Linked DNA regions of Homo sapiens: all the other regions are linked to region 1. The links are chromatin contacts, found by Hi-C or POLR2A ChIA-PET in ENCODE. All regions are on one chromosome and are shown on one strand. The core of a region is the stretch at or near the end of the contact, and the rest is flanking DNA. Distances in the headings are between cores, read along the strand shown. Region 1 holds the start of XRCC6 (X-ray repair cross complementing 6). Region 2 holds the start of LINC01315 (long intergenic non-protein coding RNA 1315). Region 3 holds the start of SLC25A17 (solute carrier family 25 member 17).

Region 1 (4,038 bases), core at 1,028-3,527:
ACTAAAAATACAAAAAACTGGCCGGGCGTGGTGGTGGGCGCCTATGGTCCCAGCTACTCGGGAGGCTGAGGCAGGAGAATGGCATGAACCCGGGAGGCGGAGCTTGCAGTGAGCCAAGATCGCGCCACTGCACTCCAGCCTGGGCGACAGAGCAAGACTGTCTCCAAAAAAAAAGAAAAAGAAATCAGATACAGTCTGGGCATGGAGGCTCATGACTATAAACCTAGAACTTTGGGAGGCCAAGGCTTGGGGGTATCGCTTGAGGCCAAGAGTTTGAGACCAGCCTGATCAACATAGCAAGATCCTGTCTCTACAAAAAATTAAGAAATTATTGGGAGTTGGCGGCACTTGTAGTCCCAGCTACTGAGGTAGCTGAAGCAGGAGGATCACTTGAGCCCGGGAGTTTGAGGTTACAGTGAGCTACGATGATCTCACCACTGCACTCCAGCCTGTCTCTATTAAAAAATTAAAAAATATATATATTTCATTAGGAAATAAATATTGAAAGATACTTGAAAGAAAAATACAAAAATGTCAAAATGCTGGTAGTGGTTGTGTTAGAGTGGTAGATTATAGCAAATTTTTTTCTTTTTTGTATTTCCTATGTTTCTCACTTTTTTTTTTTTCCTGAGAGAGTCTCATTCTGTCACCCAGGCTGGAATGCAGTGGCGCCATCTCGGCTCACTGCAAGCTCCACCTCCCAGGTTCGCACCATTCTCCTGCCTCAGCCTCCCGAGCAGCTGGGACTACAGGCGACCGCCACCACGCCCGGCTAATTTTTTGTATTTTTTTTTTAGTACAGACGGGGTTTCACCGTGTTAACCAGGATGGTCTTGATCTCCTGACATCGTGATCCGCCCGCCTCGGCCTCCCAAAGTGCTGGGATTACAGGCTTGAGACACCGCGCCTGGCCGTTTCTCATTTTTAATAAAAATATTCAAAATTTTTCTGCTCAGGAGTTAAATTAACCAGTATGAAGATTACATGTACCCCTATTTCTCTTCCTTTGTTTTATGTGTTACTGTGTTGCCTGCACATACACTCCCAAACGTGGAGGCTATAGTGAGGGAATCAATCACTTTCCTGTAACTGTGTTGCTTGCGTTTATTCTTTGGTTGGTGTAGTTATTGCAGGGTGGGGGCATTTTTACACTGAGGTCCTGGAATGGTAACACTACTTTCCTGGATGAGAAGGGTCTCACCTGAACCACTTAAGATGACAAAAAATACCTATGGTCATGGCCATTTATCAGGGACCAAAAGATGTCAAACTACCAGTGTCCAAAAAAAACTTAGGGCACACTAGAGTAAGATCTGCATATAAGAGCCTAGGGTAGCTCTGCGAAGTTCAAAGGAAGAAAAGAATTTCAGAATTATCTGGGAGGAGAAGGGCAGGCCATCAAACAGCAAAGTCCATCCAGCAGAGATAGGCAGGGAAGGTCTTTCTTCCACACACCGAATGGCACTACATGCTGAAGTCACTTACCACTTGCTTCAAGGTTCTCTTCTTGTTCTTCCTCTGCTTCTTCATCGCCCTCGGTTTTGTAATATGACTCCCACCCTGACATGTTGGCTACTGCTCACTAGGCGAAAGACGTTAACGTCAGTAACAGGCAAATTTAAATCGAAAAAATACCGACCTCTAGGTTCTTGTGAGATCTGTTCTAAAAGCTTGGTTAGTAGTGAGGAATGTGGACGGTAAATCCTGCTGCCTCGAAAGCTCGGCAGTCGGACTGCATGTAAATGCGCATGGGGGCCATCCCAGTAGCTGCCTCATCTCAGCTATCCCTCACGTTTCAGGGCCGGCGGCGGCCCGCGGAAGCCAGATCCCGGAGGTCCCGCCCCCGACGCCATTTAGACGGTGAGGGATTCCCGCTCCAGGATTCTATGCTGACTAACGGACCCCCTCGTCCTCAATACCGCCCAAAAACCTCCCCAAATTCCTCAATCACGCCCAATGAGATCTCAAACGCAGACAGGCCTCAAGCGCAGGCGGGCCGCAAGCGCAGGCGGGCCTCAAACGCAGGCGGGCCTCAAACGCGAGGTGCCGCCTCCTTCCCGAGGAAGGAGCGTGGTCTCGAGTCTGTCGCTGCTCCTCGGATTCGCACACTTAAGGCTAACGCTAACCCTCTAGCAAGGCTATGGGGGCGCGCGAGACCGACCGAGCGAAGCGGGACGAGGCCAGGCCTAGCTGGCGAACAACACAAATGGATAACGGCCCGCTTACCTTTGGCGCAGGGAAGCGACCAACTTGGACAGAAGACGACAATCCACGCATGCGCGGGCCCTGTACTCGGTCCCAATCAACGCCCTCTACGTCATCACGCATGTGCGCACTATATCGCGTCAGGCTGGCACGCACACTCCCCAACCAGCTTCTACCTATGTCCCTGACGAAAGCCAACCCATCAGCGAGAGCCCCGCCCCCTTCGGCAAAGCCCCGCCCCTTCCTACGTCAGGACTGTAAGCACATGCGCAAAAGTGCATCCCTGCCCCCGCCCCCTCTTCCGTGTGGGCCCTCCCTGTCCCCTCTCTGTCACCTCACAGTAGTCGTTGCCGGTAGCGGGTGTGGGGGCGCGAGCAGCGCAGGGCGGCCTCTCCCCCACCCCTCAGCCCGGGCCCGGGCTCGGTCCCCCCCTCTCCCTCCGCTTCGCACTCCCGTCGGGTACGGGAAGGTCCAAGCCGCTGCCGGGTGCCCGAGGGCCGTCGTGGCCGCCGTCGCCACGGGTCCCAATGGAGCCGCCGAATCTCTATCCGGTGAAGCTCTACGTGTACGACCTGTCCAAAGGCCTGGCCCGGCGGCTCAGCCCCATCATGCTGGGTGAGGGGGAAGGGGCCAGGTGGGCAGGAGGGCGGGAGCCAGGCCAGAGGGTGGCGGCTGGCCGAGGTGGGGAGACTTGGGCCACGACTCACGGGGAGACACATGGCCAGGAGGATGGAAGAAAAGCCGAGTGGAGAAGAGAGTGGTCTGAAGTTTGGGCCATCTGAGCCCCGCTTTAGCCTCGCAGATACCATCCTCACGTTTGAATTCAAGGGGAAGGGATGGAGGAGTCATGCCTCCACCTTGCAGGGGGCTTGGGCAGAAACCGAGCCCTCGAGAGCCCCTTCGACGAGGGTGTGGGGTAAACCAGCGCTGGATCCCGGCGGGTTCTCTGCCTCGCTCGGGTAGCCCAGTGCACTCCTGCCTCCTTGGCGCGGTGTAGGAAAGGTGAGGATGCCTGCCGCGCGGTGCCCCTCGTGGTGACAGAGACACTGCGGAGGTCGGGTGGCTCTCGGAGAACCTTGTCTCAGTGCCAAAAGGAAGCTCCCTTTGCAGTCCCAGGGATAGGTGGGATGGGGGAGATAGAGCTGCCTAGGGACCCAGCCATCGCCCCCAGGTAGGTCAAGTCAGGATAAGAGGAGCCCCGAACTCCAGAATTCACCAAGCAGTCTTCTCCCCACAGTTTCTAAGTTAATTGCTTTTGCTCAAATGGCAAGAAAGCAGTTTTGGGGGAAGTTTGGATGAGGCTGTGTGAATAAGGATTAGTAAAGAAAGTATTTCGGTTGTGCTCCATTAAACTACTTAACTGGCAGGAGAAAAACCAGCCCTCATTCAGTGACGATCACACCTTATTTCAACTTAAATACAGGAATGTCTTGTGTAACACAGGAATTGTCAGGTTTGTAATTTCGGGTAACAATGAGCAGGAAAGAATTCCAATTATTGAAAATTGAAGCTTTGACAGCATCCATTTGAATGGCTAGTTTTTCCTGGCTTCTGTGGAGACACTGGCGAATGATTTAGTTCATCTCTGTGAGACGAGGGGGCAGAGATCAAGTAAGGGAGGCTACTTTTGAGGGCATCCTTCAATGTCCTTGAGTTTCTAATATGTCGTAGTGAATTGAACTTAATCTCACAACCGTGGGTCCATGAGTTGTTTCTATATTTGGCTTCACATCAAAATCATCTAGGGTGCTTGTTAAAAATGCAGATACCCTCATTTCCAACATATATTGTAAATGAGATTAGAAAAAACAAGGTTAGAATAGCTCTTTAAAT
Region 2 (4,462 bases), core at 462-2,961, 750 kb before region 1:
TGGATTCCCAGGAAGGGAAAGAGCCCAGCAGGTTACCAGGAATTTAACATGGAAGCAGAGGCTGTGTCATTCATACTGCCAAGCACAGTGCTGGGTATAGCATGTTCAAGCATGTTCATTTAAATGACACTTTTTTTTTTTGAGACAGAGTTTCGCTCTTATCACCCAGGCTGGAGTGCCAGTGGCATGACCTCAGCTCACTACAACCTCTGCCTCCTGGGTTCAAGTGATTCTCCTGCCCCAGCCTCCCGAGTAGCTGGGATTACAGGTGCCCACCAGCATGCTCAGCTAATTTTTGTATTTTTTAGTAGAGATGGGGTTTCATGATGTTGGCCAGGCTGGTCTCGAACTCCTGACCTCAGGTGATCCACCCACCTCGGCTTCCCAAAGTGCTGGGATTACAGGCGTGAGCCACTGTGCCCGGCCGAAGTAAGTTTTTTTGTTTTTGTTTTTGTTTTGTTTTGAGATGGAGTCTCACTCTGTCACCCAGGCTGGAATGCAGTGGTGCCATCTCGGCTTACTGCAAGCTCCGCCTCCCGGGTTCACGCCATTCTCTTGCCTCAGCTTCCCGAGTAGCTAGCTGGGACTACAGGTGCCCACCACCACGCCAGGCTAATTTTTTGTATTTTTAGTAGAGACGGGTTTTTTTTTTTTTCTGTCACCCAGGCTGGAGTGCAAGTGGTACAATCATAACACTGCAGCTTCCAACTCCTGGGCTCAAGTGATCCTCCCACCTCAGCCTCCCAAGTAGCTGGGAGTACAGGTGCACACCACCATGCCCAGAAAACTTCTTAATTTTTTTTTTGTAGAGACGGGGTTTCGCCATGTTGCCCAGGCTGGTTTCGAACTCCTGGGCGCAAGCGCTTCTCCCACCCTGGCCTCCCAAAGTGCTAGAATTATAGGCGTGAGCCACAGGACCTGGCAGTAATAACCCATCTTCTAACCTATCTTGTGCTCTAACACAACACTCTTGATAGACGGGAAACTGAGCTCTGACACTGCACAGGGCATCACTGTGTAGAGGATCCGAGATCCAGTAATGTAAGCATGTCCCAGCATCAGCTCAGCCATTCATCCCCACGTGACCGAATTTCGCTGCACCTCGGTTTCCTCATCCTCGGGAGAGAATAGTAATATCTCCTAGGGATGTTGCCAACATTAAAGATAGCTCTAAACACCTGTATGCATATTTTCCACGAATTCATTCAACTAACCGTTTTGAGCACGTACTGTGTGCTAGGCCCTGGGGAGACAGTGGTGAGCAGCACGAACCCCATGTCCCTATCTCCAGGTGCTGTTTGGTAGAGAAGGACAAGGAAATGCAGGTAGCGTTATGATAGGGACCACGGAAGCAGAGAGGAAAAGGCCGCAGAGTTCAGGAAGGTCCGAAAGAGCAGCGGCCACCGCCGGAGCGAAAAGGCAAAGAATGAAATCCACAAACCCCCACCCCTACGGCCTTAGTCCCTTCTTTGTCTCAGCCAATCAGACGTCAGCAGTGCTGGCCGACCGACCAATCAAGAGCTGGAACAGGAGCCCTAGTCTCAGGCCCGGTTTCCGCGGGGAGGGCGGCCGGAACCAGCGCGCCCCGCCCCTGCCCCGACCACGCCCCGCCCGCCCCGGTCCGGCCCCTCCCCAGACCACGCCCCGCTGCAGCCAGCTTCGCCCGCCCAGAGCCCCGTGGCCAGCGGCCGGCCGCGGGGCCTTTTTGTCCTGAGGGCCAGAGAAAGGGAGAAGGGGGTGGGGGGACAGCCACGTGGCCGCAGGAGGATTTACAACATTTTCTTTCGCCATCGATGTTATCGCAAAATGTGTGAGAGAAGCGGCTGCGCAGCCCGGACGGGAGCGTGAGGGTGCGGGCCAGGTAAGCAGCCCCGGCGGTTTCGCCGCATACGGGACTGCGGGGCGACCGCGGGCACCAGCCACGCGCAGCGGCTCCGCGGGGTCTCGGCCGGGTCCGCGCTCTGAAGGATCTCGAGAGCCATGGATGGTGCAGGCGGGACCCTCGAGCTGCAGCATCTCCGGTGACCCGGGGTTGCCGAGGAGGTGGAGACCAGCACAGGTGGTCCGGCCCGGGCGCCTCCGAATCCGGGGGTGGTCAAGACGGATCCCCAAGGCTGAGGTCGGCAGTCCCGGGGACTCGCAGCTGTTGAGCCTGTGGAGACGCGGCCCCGTGACCGAGGCACCCTTCAGCAACCCGGGGGCAGGTGAGACCGTGTAGACTTGCGCTTGCGGTTGAACCGCGAGCAGGTGTAGACGCGGGCGGGTTCTGGACGCGGAAAGTTTGCCAGAGCGCGCTGAGCGGGCTGGCGGGGAGGAAGGGTCTGGGCGTAGGCGGAGCCGCGCCTCCGAGGGGCCAGGCGCACATCTGGGGCGGGGACGGGACCCACCTGTCGGGTCTCAGCCGCATCCCAGGGCGGAAGCTCCTTGGGCGAACTCCAAACTCCAGCCTCAGCGGCTGGAATTCGGGTGCCCCCCTTCCTCGGGAGCTGGAGAAACTGCAGCTGAGGCGGGAGAGGGATTTGGGGCGACAGAGCGAGACCAAAGGGGGCTCATTTTGAGACTTTTAGACGGGATCATCAAGCGCTCACTCTGTCCCTGGCTCCGGGGAAGCCTGGGGAGTCTCCACCTCACTTGTGAGGAAGCTGAGGGACGAAGAGGCCAATTTGGCACCCGTCCCACGCTCGTAATCAGACCCAGGGACTCAAACCCCATTTGTCCTGGCTCCTCTTCTTCCACCTCCGCCTCAGTGAGGAGAAAGGGTGCTAGCCATGGGGGTAGTGCAGGTGAGACCTGGGGCTGGGATGCAGGGAAGCCCTGGATTGAGACCTTCGGATCTGCTGGGGGTGGATCCCACTCCCTCTCTGTAGCTCCAGGTGGCCCCGCAGCACTGGGTGAGAGAATGAACGCAGGAGGGAAGCTGGTGGCAGAGTACTGGGCAGGGGGTGCTAGTGCCCACCTGCTTTGTGTCCGGGGTGCTGTGCCTGGAGCGCTTCGGGTGGGGCAGCGTATTTATGCGACACTCTCTCCTCTAGGGTAAGAAAGACACCCTACCACAGTCTCTGCCACAGGGGAAGGGCAGAAGGGTTTCCCTTGGCTGGAGGAGATACCCGCATTTCTAGGGAGGTTCTTAGGGAGGCACAGCCTCATCTCCCATCACCTTCTGTCCCTTTGCCCCCGTTCCTACTCCCACATCCTCCTGTCCTGGGATTTCCCCTACTACAAAGCCTTTTGCACATGTTGTTTATTCTTTTGATCAGCAAATAGTTACAAATAGGCAGTGTAGACCACCACAGGTGGTCCGGCACACCTACTAAGTGCCGGGCATGCGCAATTCAGCAGTGACTAAGACAGGCCCGGCCTCTGCCCTCATAGGGCTTCCAGACCAGGGCAGGGATATAGATGAACAACAGACAGTCAAGAAGGGGACCAGGGTATGGGGAGGGGAGGCGACCTTAGGAGGATATCAGAGAGGGACTCTGCAAGGATGACAGTGAGTCAGAGCAATTAACACTCCTCATCCTTTGGGCCCCAGCACAAATGTCACCTCCTCCAGGAAGCCTGCCCTGACCTCCCTGACTTGATGATTCCACTATGATGGACTCTCATAGCATGGGACCACCCCCTCCATGGACACTTTTATGCCATTAATTGGTCAATGTTTAGCTCCCCCTGTCGATTGTAAGTGCCATGAGGGCAGGACCCAAATCTTTTCTGGGTGGATGGTAGGCAAAGCAAATAAAAGATGGGTAGGATTTCCCCAGAAAAACAGGAGTGGCTCAGCAAGGTCAGGCATCCAGATGGCAGAAACTTTTCTTTCCCCTTCCCTGGCCCGAGTCCTGGGCTCCACACCCCATTTGCCGTTCACAGAAACAAAGTAAAAGAAACCAGCAGGCCTTGTGAAGGGAGAGGCCTGGCACAGCCTGACCACTGCAGTGCCAAGGCTGGCTGGCTGCAGGGAGAGTGGACCTGCCAGGGGAGGCCCAGGGCAGGCGCTAGTCCTGTTCCCTGAGCTCAGACCGACCTGTCTCCTCTTTCTTCTGTCCCATCTCTTGGAGACTTGTCTTCTTCAAGTGCTGCTCTGGGAGAAGGTGGTGGCCGACAGGGCCCCCAGAGTAGCTGGGATATAGGACCACAGTGACTGCCTGGCCTCCCCCATCCTGGTGGGCAGGGCCCTGGGCAGCACAGCTCTGACCCAGAGTCAGGTCTCTGGGCCAGCAATTGCTGCTCAGTTGACCCACGGCACATTGAAACTCTCACTTGGAAATTAGGAACCCGGCTCAGGGGGACTGATTTTTTTTTTTTTTTTTTTTTTTTTGCATGGTTTCTATACACAGTGAATCCTCCCTCCCCTGGCTCCATTGGACCCGTGTGCCTGGCACTTTTCCTGGGGCAGATGAAGCCCTCGCAGATGCCTAACAAAGCTTTTCTCCAGTCTCCCACACCCCCCACTGCCCCACTTCAG
Region 3 (4,599 bases), core at 1,152-3,651, 800 kb after region 1:
TATATATATATGTATGTATGTGTGTGTCTCGAACATCACAGCTTCATAGTTCCAGTTAATAACTGATGTAGCTATGCAGTGTCTACGTTTTTCAGTGCATACTGATTATATGAAAATGACTTTGGCTGGGTGCAGTGCTCACACCTCTAATTTGAGCACTTTGGGAGGCCGAGGTGTGTGGATCACCTGAGGTCAGGAGTTCGAGACCAGCCTGGCCAACATGGTGAAACCCTGTCTCCACTAAAAATACAAAAATGAGCCAGGTATGGGGGCGTGCACCTGTAGTCCCAGCTACTCGGGAGGCTGAGGCAGGAGAATCACTTGAACCCGGGAGATGGAGGCTAACATGAGTCAAGATCGCGTCACTGCACTCCAGCCTAGGTGACAGAGCGATACTCCGTCTCAAAAAAAAAAAAAAAAATACTGTTTTCAGTATGTCAGTCTTCAGTTGATCATGCTGGGCGCTGTGGCTCACACCTGTAATCCCAGCACTTTGGGAGGCCGAGGCGGGCGGACCACGAGGTCAAGAGATTTGAGACCATCCTGACCAACATGATGAAACCCCGTCTCTACTAAAAATACAAAAATTAGCTGGGCGTGGTAGCGCATGCCTGTAATCCCAGCTACTCGAGAGGCTGAGGTAGGAGAATCACTTGAACCCGGGAGGCGGAGGTTGCAGTGAGCCAAGCCTGGGCCACAAGAGTGAAACTCCATCTGAAAAAAAAAAAAAAGGTTGCAAGGCCCGGTACAGTGGCTCATGCCTGTAATACGAGCACTTTGGGTGGCTGAAGCAGGTGGATCACTTGAGCCCAGGAGTACAAGACCAGCCTGGACAACGCAGAGAAACACTGTCTCAGGTTTAAAAAAAAAAAAAAGCTGATCAAAATGTTTTTGGTATGTAAGATACAAAAACGTCAAAACAAAGTATTAACAATGTTTTCATAACTATGATGCATAATCCAGTATATTCTTGACAGCAAGCTCCCAATTTGATCAGGAGTCAATGAGAACTGAGTTCTCAAGTTTTACAGCCAACTAGTTTCTATGTTCCCATGCCAAAATAATCTTTTTTTTTTTTTTTTTAGGAGTCTCACTCTGTCCCAGGCTAGAGTGCAGTGGTGCAATCTTGGCTCACTGCAACCTTTGCTTCCTGGGTTCAAGCGATTCTCCTGCCTCAGCCTCCCTAGTAGCTGCAGTTTCAACATTGTAATTTCTACAAGGCGCGTGCCACCATGTCCGGCTAATTTTTTCTATTTTTAATAGAGACAGGGTTTTGCCATATGGGCCAGGCTTGTCTCAAACTTCTGACCTCAAGTGATCTGCCCGCTACGGCCTCCCAAAGTGCTAGGATTACAGGCCTGAGCCGCTGCGCCCAGCCCAAAATCATCTTCGCTTCACTTTTGGTCCTTCACTTTCACGTCATGATTCTATGGCGTGATGGGAATGTTCCTGGAAGCAGTATCTTCTGCAAATTTTGTGAAAACGGCCAGGTTAAACTTTGTTAGACCCCTCTCCCAGGGATTAAGTGTGATGATGGGCATAAAACACTAAGCCTGGCATGTAGTCAGCACTGAGGAGTTATCACGAGGATATTCTAAAAGGAAACATGGTAAAGACAAGTGGTGATGGTGTCTCAGGAAAGAATCCCTGAGTCCCTGAGGAGCATCCTGAAGCAGAATCTCACAGTATGACAGGTTAAAGCTGAATGTGGCTGCTTTAGTTTTGTGTAATTTTGTTAGTCACTTTGCAACATGGAAAAAAATTTTTTTCCTTCAGTATTTTATGAAGTACTACTACATAAATTGGCTTTCGTAATCCTCACAGCAGATGGGGATTGTTGGTACTAGTACATTGTCATTTCACAGAGGAAACCCAAGAGGTTAAATGACTTCCATAGTTGCCAACTAGGGGGAGGCTCCCACTCGCGTCTTGTATTTTGGGCTCCTGATGCTCAACATCTCTTCCCACCACACTCAAGGGTTTTTCTGGAGGAAGAAGTTTCCAAGTCCACAAGTGAGTTTTTTTCCTCTTGGCCAAAATGTGACTTTCAGAATAGAAAAGAGCTCAGGCGCAGAGAAACAGGGAGACTGGAGTCTCATTGAGTTTCCCCATCTTTGTCACCAGAGTAAAAGAAGGCCATTAAGACTTCTGAGATGGAGGAACTGGTCAGGGCCCGGGAACGCCAGAGAACGTCGGAGGAACCGGGAGCCGGGTACCTGGTGTCAGGCCGCCTTGCGCCTTGGAGCCCAGCCCCGCGAACACCTCGCTGTCCCGCCCCGCGCCCACAGGGGCCAATCAGCGTTCAGGGGCGTTCTTAGCCGCCCCCCCCCCCCCGCTTTCCCGCCCCGCGACCCGGAAGTGGTTCTAGGGCAGGCGGGCGGGTTTGAGAGGGCGGGGATTGCGACTCTCACACCCTGAGCTCCGGTGCTCCTTTCCTAACTCCACTGGCTGCGGCATCTGTGGGAAAAGTGTGGCTGGGTCTTCGAGGAGCCGCACCAATGGCTTCCGTGCTGTCCTACGAAAGCCTGGTCCACGCCGTGGCCGGAGCCGTGGTGAGACGGGGTCTTTACGCCCGGGCCGCAACGGGTTATAAGGCTTCTCGGGGGCCAGTCCCGGGATATGCCTGAGGGATGGGTCTGAGAGGGAGGTAGTGTGGGTTGGGGTCCACTGTCATGACTGTGGGGCAGAGAGGAATGGGCCATTGGCGGAAAGTTGTTGGAGGAATTCGGGGTAAGGGCCGAGACTCCGCCACCTCCTGGTCTCCTAGAGACTGCGGGGTAGAGAGCCGTGTTCACACGTGCCCGCTCAGGGTCCGCATCTTTGCCGTGGGAAGTTTAAGGTCAGGCTACCACCGCACACTCACACACTTTGCTTTACTGGCCCGGAGGAGAACGTAGGTGTGAAGCCGTGTTGCTTAGTCACATGCTTCCCTACAGCCTGTCTTCACGCTTGCCGCGGGCAAGTGGCAATACCTAGTAGGATAGCTCTGGGCACCGTTATTGGCAGGAGAAGATAGATCCTTTTTTTTTTTTTTTTTTTTCCGGACAGGGTCTTGCTCTGTTGCCCAAGCTGGAGTGCAGTGGCGCGATCACGACTCACTGCAGCCTCGATCTCCCGGGCTCCAGCGATCCGCCCACCTCAGCTTCCTGAGTAGCTGGGACTGCAGGTGTGAGCCACCACACCCGGCTACATTTTTAAAAAAAATTTTTGGGGTCTGGCAGTGTTGCCCAGGCTGGTCTCGAATTCCTGGCCTCAAACGATCCTCTCGATTTGGCGTCCTAAACTGCTGGCATGAGCCACTGTGCCTGGCTTTTTTTTCTTTCTTTCTAAATCAAGATCTGGGTTCCTGTCTACCACAAGTGTGGTTTGTTATGAGGTATACGCTTGATTCTTGGGCTTCTGGTGTCTAGGTTCCACTTGACACTTCCCCTCTCCCCTCTTTTCCTTAAAACTTTCCACTTTTGGCTTGGGTGACTCCTCTTGTGGTTCTTTTATCTCTTTGACTGCCTTTTCTCATATTCTTCACCAGTTGTTAGCACACACCTTTAGCTGTTAAAATCACTGTGACTTCAGAGGAACATCACTGAATCCTCTGTTTAGCCTCCAGAAACTTCACTGAGAGCTCACCTTCTCTGTAGACTAATCTGGATTTAACCCTAACTCCATCATTTGTTAGCTAGATGCCCTGTAAACCTTACTTTCTTAATCTGTAAAGTGGGGGAAGTGATACCTACCTCACAGAGTTTAGAGAATTAAGTGACACAGCATTTCATGAAAATGCCTAATTCAGGAAGCCTGGTTCATTCAGTTCAGCCAGAAGAGCCTTTCAGCCAGCATGAAGGCTGAGATGGACGCTTGCGTGACTTGCTTTAAGATGGGCATGGAGGCCTGTGTTTCCGGAGTGGAGGGAACAAAGAGGCAAATAGGTTTCAGGGGGCCAAATTGTGTGAGACTTTCACTCTGGCTAGCTGTTGAACTTGCTGATTTACCTTTAAACGTGATCACCCTGGCTGCTGTGTTGAGAGTAGAATGTAAGGGAACAGGGGACAAGCAATTATCAGGCGAGAGATGATGGTGACTTGGATCCGGGTGGTAGCAGACATGGTAGAAGTGATCATTGACCTGGAATATATTTATAAAATGAGGGTTGGTTGACTCCAAGAGTTTTTGGCTTCAGTAACTGGAGGGATGGTGGTATTTACTGGGATGGCAGAGGCTGTGAAGGAGAAGGTTTTGGGGGAAATGATAAATTTGGCTTTGGTTTTGGAGGAGTTTGAAATGCCTAAGAGTAGTCGTGAGACTAGATGAGCTCACTAGGGAAGTGTGTATGGACTGACAGAAGAATCTCAATGACTGAGTCTTGGAGCAGGCTAACCATTAAGAGGCCGAGAAAATAAGATTGCACCAGCAAAGGAGACAAACGAAGGATGGATCAGTACTGCAGGAGGGAAGCTAAGAACTAAGAGTGAAAGCCACGTGAAGAAAGTGTTTCTGGGGAAGGAAGTAGACCAGCTGGGTCAGATGCTGCTGATGGGTCAAGTAAGGTGAGGACTGAGAAATAACTGAGAATTTATCATGTTGATAAATCCAGTGGTTAAT

The links. Hi-C counts contacts between places; a loop is a spot of excess contacts on that map. ChIA-PET counts read pairs that join two places held with the same protein, here RNA polymerase II (POLR2A). Pooled maps may share reads with other maps.
Region 2: a map of CD14-positive monocyte shows a loop between it and region 1 (5-fold over the local background). The contact joins the promoter of LINC01315 here to the promoter of XRCC6 in region 1. A Hi-C loop is called at or near these places in 1 of 168 maps with a recorded cell type or tissue (CD14-positive monocyte) and 4 of 50 pooled maps. POLR2A ChIA-PET finds 5 or more read pairs at or near these places in 2 of 52 experiments (GM12878 and WTC11).
Region 3: a map of naive thymus-derived CD4-positive, alpha-beta T cell shows a loop between it and region 1 (21-fold over the local background). The contact joins the promoter of SLC25A17 here to the promoter of XRCC6 in region 1. A Hi-C loop is called at or near these places in 1 of 168 maps with a recorded cell type or tissue (naive thymus-derived CD4-positive, alpha-beta T cell) and 9 of 50 pooled maps. POLR2A ChIA-PET finds 5 or more read pairs at or near these places in 1 of 52 experiments (WTC11).

Annotation. Positions count from the first base shown.
Region 1 is chr22:41,619,534-41,623,571 of GRCh38, reverse strand. It overlaps XRCC6 (X-ray repair cross complementing 6), which reads right to left and starts at 2,277. Exons shown (of 13, transcript NM_001469.5): 1 at 2,227-2,277; 2 at 1,486-1,582. The coding sequence starts at 1,567. It overlaps DESI1 (desumoylating isopeptidase 1), which reads left to right and starts at 2,529. Exons shown (of 6, transcript NM_015704.3): 1 at 2,529-2,820. The coding sequence starts at 2,733. RefSeq lists a silencer at 2,509-2,778 and an enhancer at 2,510-3,111.
Region 2 is chr22:42,366,457-42,370,918 of GRCh38, reverse strand. It overlaps LINC01315 (long intergenic non-protein coding RNA 1315), which reads left to right and starts at 1,711. Exons shown (of 2, transcript NR_120597.1): 1 at 1,711-1,861. It overlaps LOC124905126 (a long non-coding RNA gene), which reads right to left and starts at 1,427. Exons shown (of 2, transcript XR_007068114.1): 1 at 1,215-1,427. RefSeq lists a silencer at 1,515-1,674 and enhancers at 1,382-1,676, 2,045-2,164, 2,457-3,391.
Region 3 is chr22:40,817,148-40,821,746 of GRCh38, reverse strand. It overlaps SLC25A17 (solute carrier family 25 member 17), which reads left to right and starts at 2,401. Exons shown (of 9, transcript NM_006358.4): 1 at 2,401-2,552. The coding sequence starts at 2,499. RefSeq lists an enhancer at 4,369-4,428.